Regions from separate parts of the Mus musculus genome. Here all the other regions are linked to region 1. The links are chromatin loops, found by intact Hi-C in ENCODE. Cell type or tissue: heart. All regions are shown on one strand. Region 1 holds the start of Fam24b (family with sequence similarity 24 member B). Region 2 overlaps Dmbt1 (deleted in malignant brain tumors 1). Region 3 overlaps Cdcp3 (CUB domain containing protein 3).

Region 1 (8,000 bases):
TTACTGAGGAGGGAGGTCCCAGAAAACCCCAAAACCTTTTGTTATCAATCATAGTTAGATGATAAGGCCTTCTTGCTGAAGACAGCACACTCTGGTTGCACAGCAGAGAAATCAATTTCAAAATGATCAGGAAACTTTCTCCTGATGACTAGCTCTCTTGGGGCCTGAATGTGTTGTACAGACCTCATAGGGAGAGAGAGAGAGAGACAGAGAGAGACAGACAGAGACAGACAGACAGACAGACAGACAGACAGACAGACAGAGACAGACAGAGAGACAGACAGAGAGAGAGACAGACAGAGAGAGAGACAGACAGACAGACAGATCAGAGGTCATACTCAATGCTGGGCCCTGTGTACTACAACACTCACCTGCCAGGCTATTATGTATGAGGCAATGGAGGCATTACTGTTTGGTGTGTGGGGTGGGGGTAACCAGTTACTTTCTGACTGGATTTGAGGCCTGCTCCACAAGAGGGGATCCATGTCTGGTAAACCTGGTCAAAGACCTTGGTTGAGGAGGTCTAGGCATTAGGAGGGAACCCATACTCTAATTTTGATAAGTGGTCATGTCAAACTGCCTTTTCATGTTTATATTTATACCCATAGGTCAATGCTGGTCTCCACTTTGGCCAGGGTAGGTTCTCTTCGCAGTGGGCAGTAGTTAATGCCCACACTCATAACTGTTAAAGTGCTAAGAATAAGTGACCGTGAGTGCTAAGGCATAGATGGGACACATATTATCAACTTTATATCCCCCAACACTAAGGCTCAGGATGCATTGTGAAAAGGGGGAAAGAAAGACTCTAAGAGCCAGAGGATGTGGCATGAAGAGCACTGTGTAATGTTGTCTTGTGGCCATGGTTTCATAGCAGCTGTGATAACCTATACAAGATCAAGCCAGTTAAAATTTCAGCATATACAGAGTAGGGCCTCCTGAAGCCCCACACCTAGACAGCAGCTACTGGGGGGGGGGGGGTTCTGGGAAAAGAAGACTCAATTTTGGGGGAGATATGGCCACCATGAGCTTGCCCCATGCCATGGTGAATGGCATCACACCTATGTGCATATAGACAGTACTTACTGGACTCAGTAGGTTATAAAAAATTTAAAAAAAGATGGCATGAGAGTAGAAAAGAGATGTCAGGAGGCTTTCTGGGTATGAGAGCTGAAAGGCAGAAGGGTAGACATGATCAAGATACATTGTATTCATATGTGACATACATTAAAATTTTAAAGAATTAAAAATGTTACTCAAGACAGAAGGAAAATTGTAATTACTAAGGTCTAAGTTTGAAGAGCTTACTTTCAGAAGGGCGGCCTGCTGGAATGGATAGCCATTGTTAGCTCTTATGTCTCCCCTAGTCTGAGGCACATGCTGTGTGACATCAACTCTCTAGATCTCAGCGTTCTTTCACAGAGTTCTGAATTCCGTTCCATGCTCATCTAAAAGCTCATCACAACTTGCCCAAACACATGGGAACAAGTGCAATTCCTAATTCTCCCTTTTAGCCTCTGGAGAAATTTAGAATTTGACTGTTAATCGAAAGTAAAATTGGAGTTTTAAAAAAAAGAGAGAGAGACATAAGGTGAAGAAGCCAATGTCTTAGAACGTTCATTTCTCTAAAAAGCCATTAATAGAAGACTGGCTAGACTCTGTATTTTAGCTACACAAATATGGGGTCATGTAAGAGAACTCAATCATAAACCTATTGGCATCATATCATACTTTATGGTTAAGATGAAAAGATTCCACAATGCTGATACATATAAGACACCTGCTTTAATCGTATTTCTCTGCCCTCAAGGTATTCCAAACCAGAAAGGCCAATGCAACAGGTTATTCCTTGCTGCTCTGGGAGAAACCTAAGGGAGCCAAGAATATCAGTGACTATGTCAGCCTTTCCAGGCATAAGAAATGCCACATTCACAAGAGCTGGCGAATGGCATCAGCTTAGCTATGCATCCACTGATGATGGAAAGATAAAAGTGCAGTGCAGCACATGCGCAATAGCACTCAACTGCAAAGGAAGGTGATAGGAAGTGCAAGAGAACAAGAGGAACTGGAAAATGTTATACTGGTGATATAACCTAGGCCCAGGAAGATAAACTGCATTTCTCTCTCATATCTGGATCCTAGCTTAAAATATTTAGATCTGTGTGTTTAACTTCAAGTATATATGTTCACATAGCCAGAAAGGGCCCAGGAGAGAGGAAAGAAGCAGCCTAATAGAGGGGGAGCAATGGTAGAACACGTGATATTAAAACAGGGGGAAGGGTACTGTGGGTTAAAGGCAGGGCAGGTAAAGGAGGGAGAGGAGAGGAGAGGAGAGGATGGGGGGGTTAGTGAAAAAAGCTGCATCCAAGTTGTTATGGAGACCCACTGTGTGGGTGATTTTAAAAAGTGTGATTCTGGAGGGCTTAGAGAGTTAAGAGCACTTGTTGCTTTTGCAGAGGACCCAGGTTCTACTCCCAGCACCCACATGGCAGCTCACAGCCATCTATAACTCTAGTCCCAAGGGAACCTATGCCCTCTTTTAACCTCCCTGGACATTAGGACTCCACGTGCTACACATGCGAATATGCAAGCAAAACACTAACACATGATAAAATAAATAAATCTAAAATATTAAGTATGTAAGATTTTAAGGAAATAAAAAAGTTGAAACAGATCTGCAGCATGGGTAGATAATGCTCCTCCCAGAAAACATAGCTTATCAAATGAAAAATCTCAATGCCATGCATGGAATATTCAGCCAAAGAAACAGACTGTTGGTTGGACACCATAACTGGATGGTAAGACTCTACATCCAAAGATGCCACAGGTTTTGTTTTCAGAACATGGAGAAACCAAGTTGGAACTGACAGGAGTATTTTCCCCCTCCACTGCTGGCTAGCTTACAAGTACCTGAAGGTGCTTTGCAGGCCTCTGGGGTAGAAAAGAGATCAAAGAACCCTGAATACGATAATACTAACCTGCCAGGCACCATGTACCCACTAGAGCAATAGTGACATGACTGTTACAGGGAGGGAGGTAACCAACTGCTTTCTGATTGGAGTTGAGGTCCACTCCACAAGAGAGTCCATGCTTGGTACTGCAAGCCTGAGAAAAACAAAAACCTTGGTCACTGTCCTGGTTTCCTTTTCTTTTGCTGTGACAAAACACTGACTAAAAGCAACTCAAAGGAGAAAAGTATTTACTTAGATTACAGGTTATAACTCACCATCAAGGGATACTGAGGAAGGAACTCAAGGCAGAACTGAACATGGAGGCAGGAACCAAAGCAGAGGCCATGGAAGAACACGGCTTACTGGCTTGCTCCCCATGGCTCCCTGAGCTTGCTTTTTATAAGACTCAAGGCCACCTGCCCAGAGGTGGCACAGTCCACAGTGTGATGGGAACTCTCAGATCAATCATCAATCAAGACTATGCCCCTCCCCCTACAAACATGCCTACAGGTCAATTTGATGGAGGCATTTCTCAACTGGATGTTCCTTCTCTCAGATGACTCTGGCTTGGTGTTAAAAATAAGACTGAAAGCTAAGCACAACAATTATCCCTAGAGTGTAAACTGACGACATGAACACTTCATGATGTGATAAGGGCAAAGTTTTTTATTGTAGGTGAGAGAGATAACAAGCAGGAGTATCTAGGAGAGTTCAGGGCAGAGAGAGTAGACTGAGCTTGGCCAGCAGACTAGACCTGCTCATAAGAGAAACAGCAGAGCAGAGAGAGAAAGGGGAACAGAGGTAGGGCATGGGATGGCAAAAAGAGGAAGAGGAGGGAAAGAGAGCAGAAGACAGAGAGAGCATATATGAATTAGCAGGGTTATAAGGAGGAATAGCTGGGAGAAGGGGAGCCCATGACTGGGGGAGTTGAGGGTAGGGGAGGAGGTGAGAAGAGCTAGGATGCTAGCATGAACTTCGAAATGTATAACAGGTACTTGTGACAATGAGGGATCCCTGAGACCAGCGTGTGCTGTGGTGTGCTAATAGGCTGCACACATTGTCACTTGTCTGTCTGTCTGCCTTTTGAAATTTGGGGGGAAGGAGTTCCCTTTGAACCTGAGACCTTGGTTCCTAAATGATATGGATCTTGGATAGCTCTGACATAGTCCTAGGAGTCCAAAGACCATGCACATGTATAAAGCTGTGTGCCTAAGGAGGATTATAAACACACCTAGAAAGTATGAACTAGCTAAAGTACTCCATCTGGAGGATGCTGGAGGCTCTTCCCAGTGAAGTGGGGGCTGAGATTTGGTTCTCAGCTGTTTGGCTCGTTGCTGCAGACATGGTCCAGGGGCACCCTGAGCCCCTCAGCAAAGACTGGGAGATTTTGTTGTTCTTGTTCCAGAAATTTAAAGAAATCTTTGTCTACTAACCACCTCTAGGCAAATCAGTGTCCACATACGACAAAGGACACAGAGAGTCAGCTGGGGAAAGTCACTAAAGATACCACATAACTCCAACAGGCACAAGAGTCCTGGGGAGACAGAAGACCCTGATCTTCAAAGACCCCACGTTGTACCATTTAAAATATCTGCTTCTCAGGCTGGGAGATGGTGTACATGCTTTCAGTCCCAGTACTGGGGAGGCAGAGGCAGTGTGAGGCCAGCCTCAAACTGCTCTACAGAGTGAGTTCCAGAGTAAATTCCAGGATAGCCAGGGTTACACTAAGAAGTCTTGTCTTGATTAAAAAAATAAAAACAAAAAAAAAACAAAATAAAAAGTAAACAAACAAATAATCTAGTTTTCAAAAATGACTATAAATCATTGAGAAGTAAGGTCTACAAAAAAAAAATAGAACAATCAATCAAAATGCTATTTGAAAAGGCCACGTAAGATTTTGACTGTATTTTGACAAAGATTTAATTTGGCTATTTTAAAATTATGTTCAAAGAAAGCCATGTCTAAAAAATTAAGAGAAAATGTGTTACTATAAAGAATATTTATTTAAAAAAAGGAAACTATAATGAAGAGTCAGGAAAAATTATAGAGTTGGAAACTATAATAAATAACATTAAGCATAATTTAACAGTGAATGTGAGCAGGCAGAAGAAAGAATCCATGAACTGGAAGATGATGGGCTATCTGCGGGTATGAACTGGAAGATGGGCTATCTGTGGGTATGAACTGGAAGATGGGCTATCTGTGGGTATGAACTGGAAGATGGGCTATCTGTGGGTATCCAGAGGAAAGAAAGAAATCAATCCAGGGCTTTCCGTTTGTTCCAATTGTGTGAAGAGCTTGCGTCATTCCCATGCTCACAACAAGAAGCTGAACGAACAGAAAATCAGCAATTCTATAGAAGAATGCTATAGAACTAAAGTCAGGACAGACAGCCACCCCCTAACCCACGCAGACAGATGAACAGCAAGCCAGTTTACCAGCAGCAGAAACCCTCCCAAGAGGCAGCAACAGTAAGAGTCCCAGATAGTCATTATCATATTTCCTGGGGCTAGGGGAAAAGTTTTGAACTCTTGGATATCCAGTCTGAAAGTGGGAAAGATGTATACTCCCTGCTATTGTATGTTAGAGGTTATTGTTTAGAGTTTACAATTACAAGACTGCCTTGAGTCTCAGATATGGTTTTAGATTATTTTAGGTTATATGCATAACTTTAAAATTATACACAGAGAGAAAAACACATACATACACACACAGAGAGAGAGAGAGAGAGGGAGAGAGAGAGAGAGAGAATTCTCTTAACCACATATATCTTTTCCTTCCAGCTGAGATGTGTAATTGGGTGTCAATGTCTAGGTGACAAGTGTAACATCAGACTCAAAACTTGGCTCAGGTAACGTGAACCCTCTGAAAAAGGAACTTTCTCATCAGAGAAATAATCTGTTCCTGAGAAGAAATCTGCATCTGAACAAAGCCTCAGAGGTAAGTATCCTAGTAGGGGGTATGGGACTTTCTCTGAGGTCACCTTCGATTAAAATTAGTAAGTAAAAAGTAAGTAAAGAAAGAAATTAATAAATGGAGCTTAAAAAAATAAGACAAGAAAAAAAAATCATACAATACAAATTTGCCTAAAATAGGTTTCCTCTCTGACTTTGTAGCTGTTCAACCATGAAGGGTGAGCCTCTACCGGTGTCACTGAATGTGTGCTTGAATCTTAATAGTCAACAGCTTCATGTTGTTTCACTGTTCAGTTGAAACACTGCCAATCACGAATGGCTTTAAATGTAAGGATGTTTAAAAACCTTGATCCGCCACTGCCTTTTTAAATAATCGAAAGGCAACTAGCTTTTGATTAGCAGACTCTCAAACGGTAGACTTTAAATGATCCCAAATAGTATTTATAGTTCTTGGAACAAGAAATGTGCTTAGACATGGAATTTGGAATTCTGAGGTGGGGCTGTGGGTTGATGTCACACAGGCTGGTTCGGGGCTGTGACATTCTGGCAGCCCTGGCAGCCCTCAGACCTCCAACAGAGAGGTACATCAGCCTGCATCTTAAGTGACCTAACAGGTATGTCAGCTTAGATCCTGTATCTTAAGTGACCTAACAGGTATGTCAGCTTAGATCCTTCTTTCTCAAGTCACAGGTTTGAGAAACTCAAAGTTTCTGAAACACCCTATTCCAAAACCGGCTTTTTTGTTGTTTTATTTTGAGGTGGTGTGTGTGTGTGTGTGTGTGTGTGTGTGTGTGTGTGTGTGTGTGTGTGTTTAAATAATTATCCTTAATGCTGGACAGATGACTTTGATAAGTATGTTTGTAGTCAGATTGTTTCCTGTCCTTTCTGGGCTTGCTGGTCCCCAGCTTCAGATGTTAGACTAAGAGAAAGATGATGCTGTGGGAGGATTAATAGGGAGAAACTCAGCCTGCTAGAAGACAGGCTGCACCCTAAGAGACTCCTGAGAAAGCTGGGTCGTGGTTTGTGCTAGCCTTTGCCAAGGGGTTTGGCTGGAAGCATTCAGAATCTTTTAAATCCTGACACAGGATTTGTCTGTCTGTTTTCTGGGTTCCCCTCACCCCTCATTAAAAGCACTACTTTCAGAATAGATTTGTACATTCTAAGCAGTTTTGCTCAATAACATTTTGAAGACCATAACGGTCGAACCCAATGTACTTGAGTCACTGTATGCACACTTCAGAAGGCTTGTGTGGGGGTGAGGGCTGGGGCTGGGGGTCCCAGTGCAGGCTTGGTTGTTCTACAAGGGCCTCTCGCTGCCTAATAAATAGATTTTACATTCAAGTCCCTTCTTAACCACAAGTAAACCCTCTTACTCACTTGAGGTCAGCGTGGGCCCGCCTGCAGGGTTCCGTAAGTCATCTTCACTGAAGAAAGTTGGGGAGGGAGGTGGCTAGGTGGCTCTTTGGGACTGAAGCCACTCCAGCTGTCTGGACTTCTTTGGCAGGTGTGAAAGATGTTCGACTTGAGGACGAAGGTTATGATCGGCATCGCTAGCACTCTGCTGATTGCTGCAATCATGCTGATAACGCTTGTGTTCTGTCTTTACCAGAAAATATCCAAGGCCCTGAAGTGAGTCTTGGGAGTCAGAGGGGACAACACTGGGGCCCTCTGCTGGAACAGGGTCACTTCTTATTGCATTGGCCACTTGTCGGGGGAATTCAAGAGCCACTGTCAGGTTTGAGAGTGAAGGCAGGTGGGCACACAAGTTTGAGGGTTCTCCTCCTAGCTTGGGGCTGTGAGCTCCTAAGTTGACTGCTCTCAACCTGGACAGCATGGGTGCCAGCATCACTTGGCTGTCATTTAGACACGGAGTGAACCTTCAGCTACTTCTCAGGGCCCTGGCTGGGCATCCTTTCTACCTCAGCACTGTGGACTGGAGAAGCCAGAGGATGCCCTGGGGATGAGCTGTCTCCTATTCACACAGAGCTTGGCCATAGTGAGCTCTTCTCCACTCACTGGGGAGCTCTCATGTTCCCACAGTGCCAGTGACTTTGGGGAAAGTGACGTGGGGCAAGAGAATAAAGTCCATGGAGGACAGCTGACAGGGATGTAGGTCAGACAAGCGATGGTTTGAAGT
Region 2 (8,000 bases), 220 kb before region 1:
TTTCAAAACACATATCTGTGTTATCCCCAACTACTGATGAACATTATGTCACACACACATACTCACACTCATACATATACTCACACACACTCACATACACTATCACACACACACTCATATTCACACATTCACACACATATATTCACACACACAGAGTGTGTATATGTGTGTGTGTGTGTGTGTGTGTGTGTGTGTGTGTGTGTGTGAGAGAGAGAGAGAGAGAGAGAGAGAGAGAGAGAGAGAGAGCTCTAGGCTTCAACGAGCGAGCCAGGGCCAGGCTAACTTTTATTGGGTTCCTTAAGCATTTCTCCCCATGCCAGGCAGGTGTGCAGTGTGTTCTGGGGTTCATCCACGTTTCCCCTCTTTCTTGACAGTAAACTATACTTGTGGAGGTTTCCTGACCCAACCCTCTGGGCAATTTTCTAGCCCATTCTACCCTGGGAATTATCCTAATAATGCCAGATGTCTGTGGAACATCGAGGTCCCAAACAACTACCGTGTGACTGTGGTCTTCAGAGATTTGCAGTAAGTGTGGGTGCATAGCAGATGTTAGCCAATGTGGGGTGCCTTTGAAATTCCTGGGGGTGATAGACAAGTTGGCATTTACAATAGAGGTTACATGTTTGAAGTGGGATAAGAGTCGCCCATGGAAGGCGGTGAATCTGTGCAAGATCACATCAGAAAATACTCTGGCTTAAAGTCCCAGGGTGTCATGAATTTGCTCTATGGCCTTGGGGTGCCACTTTCCTAAGCCTCAGTCAGAAGAAGGGGCTAGAATGCCTGCTCTCCTCATATCCTCATCTTGTTGATCAGGAGTTCACCAGAGCATTTGAAAATACTTAGAGTAAGCCGATTGTGGTGGTGCACGCCTTTAATCCCAGCACTTGGGAGGCAGAGGCAGGCGGATTTCTGAGTTCGAGGCCAGCCTGGTTTACTACAGAGTGAGTTCCAGGACATCCAGGGCTATAGAGAGAAACCCTGTCTTGAAAAACCAAAAAAAAAAGAAAGAGAGAAAGAAAATACTTAGAGTATTCTCAGCAGGAGGGAGGGAGGATCTGTGACTTGGGTAATGACAGTCTTGGGAGCACAATATAAAAGTGTGCCTGTCCTGTGCGGACCTTTCCTCATCGATCCCTTCCTTTCTGTGAGTCCCCAGGAACCAGGGTGCTAGTATCAACTGCTGCATTTGGCACCATCCATATGCTTACAAAGGAAAATGTTCTTGAGCAGGGCGACATCTACAAGAGCTCACTAATATACACAACATTCCGGGAGGCGAGTGGCCCAGATGGCCAAGAAACCATGCCAGTTTTCTCTAGCACCCCAAGAGCAGTGTCCACTGCTTGTGACCTTTTATGAACTATGTTTTCCCCATGCAGTGCTCCGTGTGATACTATCAGCACCCTCTTCGGTATACATAGCGCACAGTGTCTATCTTAGTGGCTGAGAGATCTGAGCATTACAGAGGTCCAGGGTTTATTTCTTTCTCTGTTCACCCCCACCACTCTGATGTCATTGGCACTTGTTTTATTCTGGAAGGGACCTGGAAGCACTTTGAAGGAACAAATCAAGATTTCTCTTGTGACCTTCCTGTGTTGATTTAAAGGGCAGTCAGGGAGAGAGATTATAGATCTCTTACATGTGGCCTTAGAGGGCAGTACGAAGACAAGCCATGGCAGTCTTGGCAAGATGAATTCCCCTGGGTTTAAGAAAATCCTCTTTCCCTTCAAATAATGAACCTGGTTAGGGTCTCCATGGCAAAGGCTCCTGAGGCCTGAGCACTCATCAATTGCTCCTTTTGTCTCTCCAGGCTGGAAAGGGGCTGCAGCTATGATTATATAGAGATTTTTGATGGCCCCCACCACAGTTCACCTCTCATCGCCCGGGTTTGTGATGGGTCCCTGGGCTCTTTCACCTCAACATCCAACTTCATGTCAATTCGCTTCATCACTGATCACAGTATTACTGCGAGAGGGTTCCAGGCTCACTACTACTCCGACTTTGACAATAACACCACCAGTAAGTTTCCTTGTTAGAACAATGGCTTATTAGGACTGCAGGTGCCACTGAGAGCCTACTGCTCCTGTATTTTCTTGGGGACATAAAATATTAGATTTCTCTGTAACATAAAATATTAGAACAACCATGGCCCCTATGATTGAGTTCATGCACTGTCAATTGAGAGAGACTGTGTGGTGAGTCTTGGGGCTCTGGATGTCTAAAAGAGTGCCAAGGGCCAGCATTGGCTGATGAGAGTTGTCCTGGCCTTACTGTGGTTGGCAAAGAATATAAAGGTATAAGATGATGTTCTCAATAGACAGTGAGAAGGCAGTGCCAGAAGGAATTGTGGGTGACACCAGGCTTGAAACTTTAGGACCCTCCCAGAGTAGGAGTCACTGGCCATGTCCTGAGACCTAATACATTTGGCTTCTGTCTGAAGATGGGTAAAGCTGGACATCTTAACAGAGGTGGACTACTGCAACAGAGGCTCTATGGATCCAGTTTGAGATGCTATATGAACCTATATCTACATTGGTGAAGGGCTGAGCCTGGAGAGAACCATGGTCTCTAGCCGGTCAGCATCAGAGGCATCAATTTTCTCCTTAGCTAAAGTACATTACCTAATGCTATCATTACTATCTTATTGTACAGTTGCTCTCCTTCATGGGAGAATGCTAACTTGGCAACAAATGTTTTGGATATTTAAAAATCTTATCAGATCCACATCAGAAAATCCTATACCTCTAAGTGCCCTCATTGGGCATTCCTGAGATGAGGTTGAGTGTAGCCATAGGGTACCCTCGGAGCCATAGTGACTCTGTTTTGAGCATGAGTGTTATGTGTGAACCATGTGAGTCAGCCATCCTGATCTGCGTTTCTTTAGCTGGGGAAAGACCCTCATGAGGGTTGTGGGTTTCGAATCCTGACTCTGTCTGCTCTGATCTTGCCCTTCAGATCTCCTTTGTCAGTCAAATCACATGCAAGCCAGCGTGAGCAGGAGCTACCTTCAGTCCATGGGCTATTCTGCCAGGGATCTTGTCATTCCTGGTTGGAACTCCAGCTACCACTGTCAGCCCCAGATAACACAGAGGGAGGTCATATTCACAATTCCCTACACAGGCTGTGGCACAATCAAACAGGTAAGCCTGGCACGGCCCACTCTATTTCCCACTGAGCATGCTTTCTTTAGTCAAAAATGTGTGTGTGTGTGTGTGTGTGTGTGTGTGTGTGTGTGTGTGTGTTTTAGCATGCCTCTGCATGCATATGGAGGTCAAAAAGCAACCTATGGGAGTTGGGGTTTTCCTTCTACCATGTGGATCGTGGGACTAGAACTCAGATTGTTAGGCTTGGCAGCAAGTTCCTTTACCCACTGAGCCATCTTAGCAGCCCTGAGCATGACTTATCACAGTGATGGCTGCCACGCTTCTAGAACCCTGGAGATCTACAAGTTATGGCTGGGATGTAATCAGAACATCAGAATGGAGACTGAAGCCTCTGGTACAGTAGCTATAGCTACTTCTAAATAGGAGGAATGCAGAGGAAGAAAATGGGGAATTCCAGTAGTGTCCAGCAGAGGGAGCACTCAGCAGGCAGCCGCTCACACAGCTCCCAGAAGCTTGAGAGTTTTCAGAAGAAGAATTTTTCTTATGGTTTCATTTGGGATGTGTCAAAGAAGCAGAGGCCCCTAAACCAAAGATACAAATACACTTTACATAGCTAAGGTCTACAACAGCCATCAGCTGTTAAATGCGTTGTTATGCCTTTGAGGAAGCCAGTGCCCTGCTGAGACTCACACTCACTTAGTTGCCACAGTTGCCATTTCTTGAGTGATCAACAGGAGTGGTGGTGGTGGGGCAATGCTTTGACATCATACTATGACATTGTCGTCTACAAAATTCATAATGGAGTACTGAATATTGACTTACAAAAGCATGTACCCTGCTTGGCATTTTGAGTAGTGTGGCCCATGGGCCATCATGGTTTAGACAGGACTAGTAGAGTGGTCACCCATCTTGATTTGCTTGAGACTTGGTGATTTTAACATAGACTGCCCTGTTGTCATCCTGTCAGTGGAAGGCACTGTGCTGAGTCCATGTTCTACTTCCAAAATGTTATTTTATTATTTTATGTTTTGAAGCAAAGTTTCTCCATGCAGTTCTTGATGGTTATGTAGACCAGATTTGGCTTTGAACTCACAAAGATCTGCCTACCTTTGTCTCTTGAATCCTGGGATTAAAGACTCACAATACCATGTCTGGCTATGCCCAAATTCTTAACAAGTACTCTTGTATTGTCAGTCCCACTTTAGAAGTGAGGAAATTGAATGAAGAGAGATCAGGCCCATTGACCAAAGCCATGTAGACCAATAGGATAGGGCTGACACCACAAGTCAAGACTCTCAGAAACATCCTGCTAAGAAAAAGAAGCCAAACACAGAAGAGTTAGACAAAAATTCTATGTATATCACTATTAGATAGAAATGTGCCATTCATGCTAAATTTAGCAAAAGAGAATGACTGTGCAATAGGAAAAAGGGTTTCATGGGTGGCCTGCTTCTAGGTTAGCAGGATGGAGATGGTTGGGCAATGGAAAAGTGGTGTGTCTTACTATGGTGGTATGTACAGGACAGACAAGTTCAGATGCCTGTAATGCAGCAGATACGTGATAAGCATTTGCCATATGCCAGGAACTGTGTGGAGGGCTACAGGGCATTCCTTCCCGTTCCTCTGACACACAGTACACACTGAGAGAGGAACTGGGCACTCAGCCAATAAGGCGGGCCTTGGGTCATCCCTATGACTGTGATCCAGATCTCCTGGTGAGACTCTAAACACCCAGGAGTTCCTTCAGAACTTAGTGGGTGAGATGAGCTACTCACAGAGAAGAATGCGTATCAGCCAGGCACTGTGTGAAGGGCTACGGATTCCTTCCGCTTCCTCTGACACACAGCTGGGTTTGTTATTTTGCTCTTTAAGTTAAACATGTCACCTCCAGCCTTTGGTGAGTCGGCCACTGAAGGTGATTACTGCTCCTTTTTTCAAATGTGCAGCCCGGAGAATCAAGCATCTCAGAAGCTTGCTGGTGGCACTTCATAGATCACTGAGGGCATCTAACCAGCGTGCCAGCCCTGCCTGTTCTAACTGGAATGAGCCTGGGTAGCACTTGCTGCATTCTTGTCTCCCCACTTATGAAACAGCTGCAGAACCTATCAAACTGAGTGCTTCAGAGGCAGGGCTAATTTTATTTACCTTTGCCATCCTTGGTGTTCTGGTACAGAACCCAAGACTTTATGATAGTATCAACAACTATTATGTATGGCAGGGCACTGAACGGAGACTTCTACATGACTTATAAAAGTCTCAGGAAGCCTTTTATCCTCCCTTAATCACAGGAGATAAAAAAAATCTTAGAGAAACTGAGCCAAGTATCCAGGGACACATACTCAGGAACTGTGGAGTCAGTGTGCTCTGTAGCAGGCTATTTATGGCTTCGTCAGGCTGCCACACACTGGGAAGGTGATGTGTTGGCTGGTGTCACAGAATGGATGAGCTTTCTCACAGTGAAAGGCATGCCAGGACACTGAGAACCCAGGTCTCTCAGTAGATTCACACATAGGACTTTCTGTCACATTGGTTGTGTTTCTACCTAGGCAGATGCCTAAGAAGAATTTTAATCTAGAGTCATAATGGCCCCTTCCAGTCAAGAAATAAGTTTTCATTCTGTGCTTACTGTTTAGAGAAGATTCAGAACTGAGCTCTGTCACAGAGAGACATATATGGACTTCATGTGTAAACTCATGTTAAATATAATTTGAGAGACATATGTGGTTTGTAACACCATTGGTACCAAAATATGAATGGTTAAAAACTTTGAAGAATTCACAGAAGAAATACAGTATGCTTCCCCTGAGAACTTGGAAAGCAAAAGTTCTGTCTGTTGGTTCTTCTCCAGACCTGGGTCTGGAGTGCAGGCTCTGATGCCCTCTGTCGATCAGGCTGGCCATGCCCTAGGCTCTGGTCAGTCTGTGGAGGGAACGATCAGGCTAGAGAAGATAAAGGAAGAGTCAACAAAGTTACCCCCAAAGCTCTTGTCTTATGTTTAGATTACATTACATGCAGAGTAGAGTTCTCAACAATAGACAAGAAGTAGAAAGGTCTTTATCCTGGAAAAAAATTAATTATATGTAAGTTGCATGAGTGCACTGGCAACAAATGGGGCCTTGTCCAGGTCCCAACCAATTAGAACAGAGCTTCACCATTCACAGCTGGCATGACTAGAGTGGAAAACACTCTCTTCATCTGTCTCTGTTTCCCCCCTCCCCCATGTGTGTCTATCTGTCTGTCTCTGATCTGTCCTGCCCTGCCATACCTTTTTTTTTCCACTATGAAGAGTACAATTGCTTTAAATTCTGGATAGTGTCCACGCCACCCTTCTATTATTCTGCTCTTACAACATACAGGGCTCTAAGCATAAGGGACTGGGAGAAGTGGGTCACAGCACTCAGGCTGTGAAGAGCCCCACTGGTGCACTTGTGCTTACCTCTCTGGAGCCAGAGTCCCGACATGGTGCTTCCAGGAATTACTGTTCACGTGTGTCCTCTTGGCCACTGGGCTATACCTCCCTGCCACACCCTTTGTTTATCGTAGTACTCCCCAGACGCTCCCTTCATTCATGTCAACTGCTTCACAGACTCCTACAGATGCTACTGATGCTGCTGTTATACCAAGAAAAAAAAGAGAAAGAGACATTGTTGGACACCACCCTTTCCTTGAGATGCTCACAGGCCCCAGGCATAAGGCTATCAGCAAGGCTCAGAAGGTGGCAGATACAGTAAATGGCGCAAGACACCAGCCTCCTTAGGAGTTTGCCACCCAGTGGAAGTCACAGTGGTGAATCATTCCATAACACAATGACATAAGGCAGGCATGGGCTCAGGGTTGCTATGACCTCATTCAGATGTTCACAGAGGCTCTGGGGAAGTCTCAACCCCAGGGGTCAAGACCTGCTTCAGTTATAACTGCAAACTCCATGGCTTGAAAATTCCACCGTGCCAATCACCACACTGAGAAAGTCACCAGTCACTCAAAATAGAAAGCATCCTATGCTGGTACTACCAGGCCCCTCTCATAAGTATGAGACCAAGATTTTGAGAATGAATAAGCTCAGAATATGCTGCTCTGAGTCCTGAACCATGGAGTCTGAGCTTGGTCAGATACACTTCAGGTCAGGGGCCATCCAGAAACCCTAGATTTGTCACAAGCAAAAGCAACAAGTGTGGATTATCATGGCCTCTACCACCATGTGCCAGAGAATGTGGGAGAGTCGGGGAGAGTTTGCTGGCTAAGCTGATGCTATTACCATTCTAGGTAATAGCAGCCACAGTGCAGACAGGTGCCTTCTCTGTAGGATTCTGCAGGAGTCTGACTGTGTCATCTCCCTCTCTCTAACCAGCATCCCTGCTGACTCTATCTGCTTTCACCTACTAGGCTGACAACGAGACCATCAACTACTCCAACTTCCTCAGAGCGGTTGTTTCAAACGGCATCATCAAAAGGAGAAAGGACCTGAATATCCACGTCAGCTGCAAGATGCTGCAGAACACCTGGGTCAACACCATGTACATCACCAACAACACAGTGGAGATCCAGGAAGTTCAGTATGGCAATTTCGACGTAAACATTTCCTTCTACACATCCTCCTCCTTCTTGTTTCCAGTGACCAGCAGCCCATACTACGTGGATCTGGACCAGAATTTGTACCTTCAGGCCGAAATCCTCCATTCTGACGCCTCCTTGGCTCTGTTTGTGGACACCTGTGTGGCTTCGCCACATCCCAATGACTTCTCATCTTTGACATATGATCTCATCCGGAGTGGGTAAGGACTTCTGTGTGGGATAGATGCCAACTTTTGCTTTATAACTCACACATTAGTAGCCAAAAAGCTCAGGGAATGAAGATTTTTGGCTAACTGAACTTCCCACAGGTTTGGGTTTAGAGAC
Region 3 (8,000 bases), 150 kb before region 1:
CAGAGCTACATAGTAAGACCGTCTCAAAAGAGAGTTAAGGCTTAATATATACACAAAGATTGATGAAAAGTAATTGGTGCCAGGCATGATGGCACACACCTGTAGCCTCATCCTTCAGGAGGCTGAGGTGGGAGGATATGGAGTTAGAGGTTGTTCTGGAGATACATGGTAAGACACTGTCCAGAGAGGGTAGAAAAGATTGGATAAATGGAAAATGGAGGACCTGACCTGATGTAGCGGGATGTGGGGTCAGGGAGAGAAAGAGGGGTCAAAGCCAAGCCATGGATCATGGACAAGATGAAGAGGGCCCTAGGGAGGCCAGGTGCTGCCAAGGCTGAATGTTCTCCAGAACCAAACAAGGGTGCTGCCTCCTGCCAGCTGCTGGTCTGGGGATGCCTCCTGCCAGCTGTGGGTCTGGGGATGCCTCCTGCCAGCTGTGGGTCTGGGGGTGCCTCCTGCCAGCTGTGGGTCTGGGGATGCCTCCTGCCAGCTGCTGGTCTGGGAATGCCTCCTGCCAGCTGTGAGTCTGGGGATGCCTCCTGCCAGCTGTGGGTCTGGGGATGCCTCCTGCCAGCTGTGGGTCTGGGGGTGCCTCCTGCCAGCTGCGGGTCTGGGGATGCCTCCTGCCAGCTGCGGGTCTGGGGATGCCTCCTGCCAGCTGCGGGTCTGGGGATGCCTCCTGCCAGCTGCTGGTCTGGGGATGCCTCCTGCCAGCTGCTGGTCTGGGGATGCCTCCTGCCAGCTGCTGGTCTGGGGATGCCTCCTGCCAGCTGCTGGTCTGGGGATGCCTCCTGCCAGCTGCTGGTCTGGGGATGCCTCCTGCCAGCTGTGGGTCTGGGGATGCCTCCTGCCAGCTGCGGGTCTGGGGATGCCTCCTGCCAGCTGCTGGTCTGGGGATGCCTCCTGCCAGCTGTGGGTCTGGGGATGCCTCCTGCCAGCTGCGGGTCTGGGGATACCTCCTGCCAGCTGCTGGTCTGGGGATGCCTCCTGCCAGCTGTGGGTCTGGGGATGCCTCCTGCCAGCTGCGGGTCTGGGGATACCTCCTGCCAGCTGCTGGTCTGGGGATGCCTCCTGCCAGCTGTGGGTCTGGGGATGCCTCCTGCCAGCTGCGGGTCTGGGGAAGTTTCTTGGCTCTGTGTGTCCTAAGTTTCTTATCTGTGAAATGGGAATGGAAATGATGGTAGAGCCTATCCAAGTCAGCTCAGAATAGGGAATAGATGGTGCTTAGACTCAAGGGGACACACCATGAGCATTGAATAAAGGGCAGCAGTCCCTACTCTGGACTCCCAGGAGCCTTAGAGATCTCTGCAGTCTCTTCTTGCTGCCAAACTCATACCTCTGCTCGGTGGGCTGTATACTACCTCATCTGGTTATTCGTCTGTGAAGAGGGCAAAATGGCTGGGTAACTTGATAAGTTCCAGGGCATTATCAATGTGAAAGCACAGCGGGCACACCTAACAAACAGCTGGCAATGAATTAGGCTATTGTAAAAGTACCATGACCCAACTGCACCACAGGACTGAATTCTTGGTTGTCTACTAAGCAGAGTCACCTTTCAATGGCTACAGTAGAGATATGGGTTGAGTGATAGATGGGTTCACCAGGGGGATTGCTGTGGGGGACAGCCTTGGCTTGCAATTAATGATGTTAGAGAAAAGTTATTGCTTTTGTCTAGGAGGAGCCATGACGTATTTTAAAACAAAACAAAACAACAACAGCGAAAACAATAACCCTGCCATACTTATTCTGAGTAGAAGCCAAATATCTTTTTGTTATCCAAATCTGACAGGAGCCTGATATAGCTGTCTCCTGAGAGGCTCTGCCAGAGTCTGGCAAATAACAGAGGCAGATGCTTGCAGCCAACCATTGGGCTGAGAGCAGGGGTCTTCAATGGAGGAGTTAGAGAAAGGACTGAAGGAGCTGAAGGGGTTTGCAACCCCATAGGAAGAACATCAATATTAACCAACTGGACCCCCCAGAACTCCCAGGGACTAAACCATCAACAAAGGAGTACACATGACTCCAGCTGCATATGTAGGAGAGGATGGCCTTGTTGGGCATCAATGGGAGGAGAGGCCCTTGGTCCTGGGAAAGCTTGATGCCCCAATGTAGGGGAATGCAGGAGTGGGTGGGTGGATGGGGGAACATCCTCATAGAAGCAGGAGGAGGAGGAATGGGAGAGGGGGTTTCCAGAGGGGAACCTGGGAAAGGTGATAACATTTGAAATGTAAATAAAGAAAATACCTAAGAAAAGAAAAGAATTCTAAGAACGCAGTGTAAATGGCAATAATAATTATCCTTTTTATTTTTTGAAAGTAAAACAACAAAACTATATATATATATATATATATACAAAAACCAGGGCCAGACCTTAAATCCCAGAGGCAGGCAGATTTTGTGAATTCAAGTCAGTCTGGCCTGCATAAGGCCAGCCTTGGACATATAGAATGACATCATCAAACAAAAGAAAGAGAGAAAGAAAGAAAGAGAGAGAGAGAGGGAGGGAGGGAGGGAGGGAGGGAGGGAGGGAGGGAGGAAGGAAGGAAGGAAGGAAGGAAGGAAGGAAGAAAGAAAGAAAGAAAGAAAGAAAGAAAGAAAGAAAGAAAGAAAGAAAGAAAGAGTAGAAATTTAAAAATAAAATAAAATTAGGAAAAATGACCATAAAGATCCTTCCAAATGAAAAAGGATAATGAAAATTCTATAAAAATAGATTTTTTTAAGAAAGAAAAAAATGTTTTAAAAAGCAGTCCAAGAACATGGAATTAACTAAGAGCGTAGTAGAATTTATGTATGAACTGTCACTTCCTTAAAGAAAACACAACATCCACTACAGACCGCTAGAGAAACATAACAAAGTATACTGGCTGACTCATTGTCAAAATAACTGAAATTAACTCAGAAATGACAGCAAGGAGAATTTTAAAACCAAGTATACGCCAAATCACAAGCTTAAAGAAAATGGGTTCCAGGGCACCCGGTCCGTTCCCATGGGCACCCTGCTTTGGGTAGCTGCGAATTCAGATCCCCACACCTTGCTCTGCTGGGCTGGGGATTGGTGGGTTTGGAGCAAAACCCAAGAGGTTTCCATGAGACCTGGGTTAGCTGTGTTCAGGGTTCCTGCAAGGCTCTGACATGGCCGGTGTATCTCAGCTTGTTACAGGAGGGACTTCAGAGGATCCGGAGCAAGGCTGGGGAAGGAACGGCCTAAGAGAAGCTCCATCCAGGGCGTGTCTGAGGAGCAGCAAGAAGGTAAGTCCTAGCCAGACAATGCCTATGGCCTGCAGAGGAGGGGTCGGGGGAGAAGGGAAGGGACATTGAGATGGGAAGACACCAAAGCCCCCAGGGATAGACAGTCCACACTCAGTAGGATGAGTCTCTATCCTCAGCCATAAACACACCCCAGTATTCTTTGTGCCCAAGACAGAGATACTGTCAGAACCTTCTCTGCCTTCTTGGTTCTCGGCATAAATCGTGAAGAGTGTTCTTAAACGGTGGAGCACAAGGCAGCCACTCAAGAACTTGTAGAATACGCACAGTCTTGGGTCTTACCCTTAGACATGGGTGCACCCCAGAACCTCCATATTTAACAAGCTTTCTCAGAGATGGGAACAGGTCCTATCCAAGGGTCACACTTTGAAATCCTGCTCTCTGGTGACTGGAAAGAGGAAAGCTACCAAGAGACCATCTGCCCCCTCTCCCTCCCATGCCAGAGATTTCCCTCGGCAGTTTGGGAAAGGTCTAGCAGACCTCATCTATGTAACTATTGGTTCACACAATGGAGATAGCTACAGTTGTTCCCGAGTGTTCCCCTATGCCCGGTACCACACCTGCATTGGGCTCATGATCACCCTTTAAGGTGCGCACTGTTTTCTTTTGCAGACGAGGAAAGCAGAACCCGAGTGGCCCCACATACACTGACTGCATAGCTAGTGGCTGACCCAGCCAAGCCCCATCTTTGGTTGTTTTCTATCCACTGTCCTAGCAAAGCTTGCTGCCCCTGAGAACCCTGGGTGAGCCAGTAGGCTGCTACCTGGCTAAGTGCAGGAAGATAAAACTGGGAGTGCCAGGTGCCAGCAGGGGGCAGCACTGTCCGGTGCAGAATGCACTCCACATGCACTCACCAAGCGTTTGCCTTGGTGAATGACCCAGGAGTCCAAGCAGCCAGTTTGGACACAGAATGGAAAGGGTCTGAAACGAACAAAGCAAAGCCCTGTGGCTTTCCTATCCCAGCAGGACCTAAACTTGTTTAGGGAGATCTAATGGGTCCCATTCTGGCCCTCATTAGCAATGCTCTGACACCAGAGAGCTGTTGCTACTGTCACCCTTTCCTCCCTGGTATAATGGGACAGTGTCCCTTGTAAAGATGTAAAGCAGCAGTTCTCAACTAGTGGGTCACGATCTCCACAGGGGTCATATATCATATATCCTGCATATCAAATATTTACATTATGATTTGTTACAGTAGTACAATTACAGTTGTGAGGTAGCAACGAAATAATTTTATGGTTTGGGGTCACCACAAAATGAGGAACTGTATTAAAGGGTCACGGCATTAGGAAGACTGAGAACCACTGTAAAGGGTTCAACCAAGTGCTGGGAACACGGGCGGGACTTCCGGGAAGCTGGTGGGGAAGTGGCTCTGCTCACCAACACTCAGGTGGGGGTGGGGAACCTTTCTCCCAAAGACTGGCTTCCTGTGCAGCTCGTGGAAGGTTCTAGCAGGTGTTCTGGCCGAGTGGAGGTGTATTTTGAAGGTGTGTGGGGCACAGTGTGCGACGATCTGTGGGACAAGAAGGAAGCACAGGTCGTGTGCCGGCAGCTGGGCTGCGGGGATGCCGTGTCCACCCTGGGAGAGGCCTACTTTGGCCCGGGCTCTGGCTTCATTCTTCTGGATGACGTGCAGTGTTCTGGGACCGAGGTCTCCCTGGGGCAGTGTTCCCACGCTGACTGGTTCGTCCACAACTGTGGGCACGAGGAAGACACTGGTGTCATCTGCTCCGGTAAATTATTTTCCATCTTTTCCAAGAGTTGATTTTTTTTTTTTTTTTTACGTTATCCAATCATTATCCCTTTTCCCCGACCCAAAGGAAGCCTTTGTGACATACTGTCATGTGGGATCAAAAGCCCTGTCTGCTAGTGGTCCTGGGCACCTTCCGAATGACACTTGTGTGGTGTGGAGCCTCTCCTTCATGGGGTTTGGGAAGCAGCTGGATGTGGGCCTTTTATTCTACTCCAGTCTAACTGCATCCACGTAGATGGCCAGCAGTAACACTGGAGGTGGACAGACTGGGAATGAACATGCTCAGGCCAGCTGCAGGGTTCTGGGTTTTCATGCATCCCAGTGGGAGAGCAAATTTCAGGACAGAGACAGCAGAGCACCAAAGGATAGCCCTTCAAATTGTGGGCCCTGAGGGATTACAGGAAGGCACCCCTGGGTAACTCTACTGGTCCTCTCCCCACATTCATCTATCTGCGCTTGTTGGGGCCTTGCATATCTTTTAACTTTTCTCTAATTAAACAAGAGTGATCATTGTGACGGTAATCATTGCGACCCTCTACCCTGCCTTATATCCTGAGAGCCAGGCTGACAAGAACACAGTCTGCTTTGGGGAGACATGAAGCTCTTGGAGACAGAGTAGATCTGTCCCTGCCAAACCAACTGTGGATGATAAAGCACGATGCAGAGTTGGGTAAATGAGAGAAGAAAGGCCCAATCCTTGTTCACCAGACCGTCCCACGTCTCCTCTGCTCATATTTCACGAGATTCAACCTCCCAGGAAGCAGGGGCTGAGGCGCCATCCACTGGCCAGGAGTCAAATACTCTCTTAACAAACATTTTCTGCAGAAGGCTTGGTCAGTTTAGTAGTGACCATGTCTCTGGCTCCACGGGATGGACCAATGGCCTTCTGCATATGCCCACTCCTATCAGAAGCGGCAGGTCATTCTTGGTGACTGCAGATGTCATGAACCCTGTCCTGGTCAGGGCCTTCGCCCTGAAGGGAGCTTAGAGAAGCCCTGGTCCATGAAACTGCCTTCAGGAGAAAGATAGCCTTAGTTCCTCTGATGATCCTCATTCTAAAGCTTGCTTTAAGGTTGAACCGTGCTACATGCTTTTGAAAGGGCTTCCTGTGAGCCCTTGAAGCTACTTTGGGGGCAGAATTCACATTGGGCAGCCTGGATGGCTTGCTGCTCTCTGGGGCTGCACATGCTGGGACCAGGTGCCCTTGGAGGTGTGGGAGGGGTACTGAGAACAGCCTAGTTAGCAAATTAGCACAGGCATAAACCTTGCTTTGTGGGACTTTAAAGCCCTTCTCAAGTATATCTTCCTGTGGTTGTTCTTAGCTGGAGATGACTTTGTGCCCTAGGAATCATTTGGAAATTTTGATCGGCACACTGGGTGATGCCCCTGGTGTGTGTGGTAGCATCCAGGGACATAGTTAAGCCTTCTACAATGCACAGGATAGCTCTCTCTTTTAAAGAATGTCCCAGTACAAGATGGCAATAGTGCAGAAGGTTTAGAATCAAGCATATGAAGGTGGGGATTAGACTTCAGTAACTAGTTATGAATTAATAATGCATTGACAGTTGATTAATAATTACTTTCAAAGCTATCGGAAATTGTCTGCAGCTCCTTATCCAAGTGTGAGCCTGGGCTGGCACTTCCCAACAATTTTCTCTGATTGTCTTTCCTACTGATTAAAGTTGATTAAGTTCGTCCTGTAATTTTTTGTAAATATGCTATTTTGGTGGCTATGAATTAGAATTTGAATCATAGAATGCCTTGTATTCTGAAGCCAGGAGTAACAAGTCTCTGACTGGTTTTGCTTGAGAGACTGCCTCAAAGCCTAAATCCTATCTGCTTAAGTGGCTCCTTGCAAATACTGATTTCCTTCTCCGTCTTTACCACTTAGGAGGGCTTGCTTTAGTTTTCTTGTTTTGAAAATAAAGAAACCAAAATTAAAGGACAAATCAAGGTCCAAATGAATACCTTCTTGACCGAGGTCACCCACCACATATGTGGACCAGAGGCGTCCGTACCTAATGCCCCTTTTCACCGTCAAATATGCCCACAGTTTGGAGAAGATGCCCTGAACCTTAGGAAAATGTGTAAGCATTCGCAGTTGTCTTTGTTGCTCTGCTAGGTGTCTCATCCGTACCATCTATTTGGCCTCCCCAGAACACACACACACACACACACACACACACACACACACACACACACACACACACACACTCCACGACCTGACAAGATCCACAAGTACAGGGAGAACCCCGGCTGAGTTGTTCTGGTTTCTCTAAAGCAAAGCCTTCACCATCAGAACCCACTCTTCTCCCATTCCAACTCCAGAGGTGCCCACATCTCCTGATACAGGCAGAAAGACAAAGGATGCTAACTGGGAAAAATGAGCAGTTGGCTTGTCAGTGAGAGAACAAATACCGATGAGCTGATCAGTAGCCTTACTTCCCAAACGGCACAAACCCAGGGTTGCCTGCCCTGAGCAGAGACTCCGAAATCCCATTCTCTCTACAAGTCTAAGAGAGACCAAAGTTGCATTTTTATATAGAATTTGAAATAGCTAGCACAAGCTAGCATAAATCCCTTAAGAAACTGCATCTGTTTAGCTGTGGCCATTCCAGCATGGCAAACCAACCCTCACTGAAAGATGTGAGCACGATTCACACTACCATGTACACATCCCCACAAATACTGAACAAAGGCAGATGACCTTCCCTTCCCAGATAGCACTGGCCTTTGCGCACTAGCCCTGTGTAACCAGTTCTAGGCTGAGCTTCCCACTGAGCACACAGTGCAACAGCAAGCTGATTTTTCCCTCTCCCCATCGATTGATTCACTTTGCATTCTACCTTCTCTTCCTCATAGAATCAGAACACATTCTCATAGAAAATGAAACTTCAAGAGATGTTGGTAAGAGCAAAGACCTTGGCACCTCTTTAACAGAGCACCTACAAGCTCCCCCAGTCCCTTAATTGCGTTCACT

Evidence for each region. A loop is a pair of places that touch in the nucleus more often than their neighbours do. Peaks named below come from ENCODE experiments on the same cell type or tissue, not always from the same donor. Only the 100,000 strongest peaks of a DNase experiment are listed, where the experiment ranks them.
Region 2: a loop joins it to region 1, with 3 times the contacts of the local background. A loop is called at or near these places in 8 of 42 quality-filtered maps.
Region 3: it touches region 1 in a loop (2.4-fold over the local background); 4 of 42 quality-filtered maps call a loop at or near these places.

The regions. Positions count from the first base shown.
Region 1 is chr7:131,328,133-131,336,132 of GRCm38, forward strand. Fam24b (family with sequence similarity 24 member B) reads right to left here and starts at 1,367. Exons shown (of 4, transcript NM_027037.2): 1 at 1,306-1,367; 2 at 1,084-1,167. It overlaps Fam24a (family with sequence similarity 24, member A), which reads left to right and starts at 6,490. Exons shown (of 3, transcript NM_183272.2): 1 at 6,490-6,517; 2 at 7,368-7,492. The coding sequence starts at 7,377. In heart, a CTCF peak has its summit at 4,224; no DNase peak of the experiment used is centred here.
Region 2 is chr7:131,109,111-131,117,110 of GRCm38, forward strand. Dmbt1 (deleted in malignant brain tumors 1) reads left to right here. Exons shown (of 48, transcript NM_001347632.2): 43 at 375-525; 44 at 1,811-2,019; 45 at 2,956-3,140; 46 at 7,488-7,876. Among named protein-coding and RNA genes, the nearest start is that of 4933402N03Rik, 33 kb to the right of the region's middle. In heart, a CTCF peak has its summit at 3,559 (motif pointing right); no DNase peak of the experiment used is centred here; H3K27ac peaks cover 238 bases.
Region 3 is chr7:131,178,794-131,186,793 of GRCm38, forward strand. Cdcp3 (CUB domain containing protein 3) reads left to right here. Exons shown (of 69, transcript NM_001370825.1): 2 at 3,151-3,249. Among named protein-coding and RNA genes, the nearest start is that of Cdcp3, 8.4 kb to the left of the region's middle. In heart, a CTCF peak has its summit at 4,082 (motif pointing right); no DNase peak of the experiment used is centred here; H3K27me3 peaks cover 664 bases.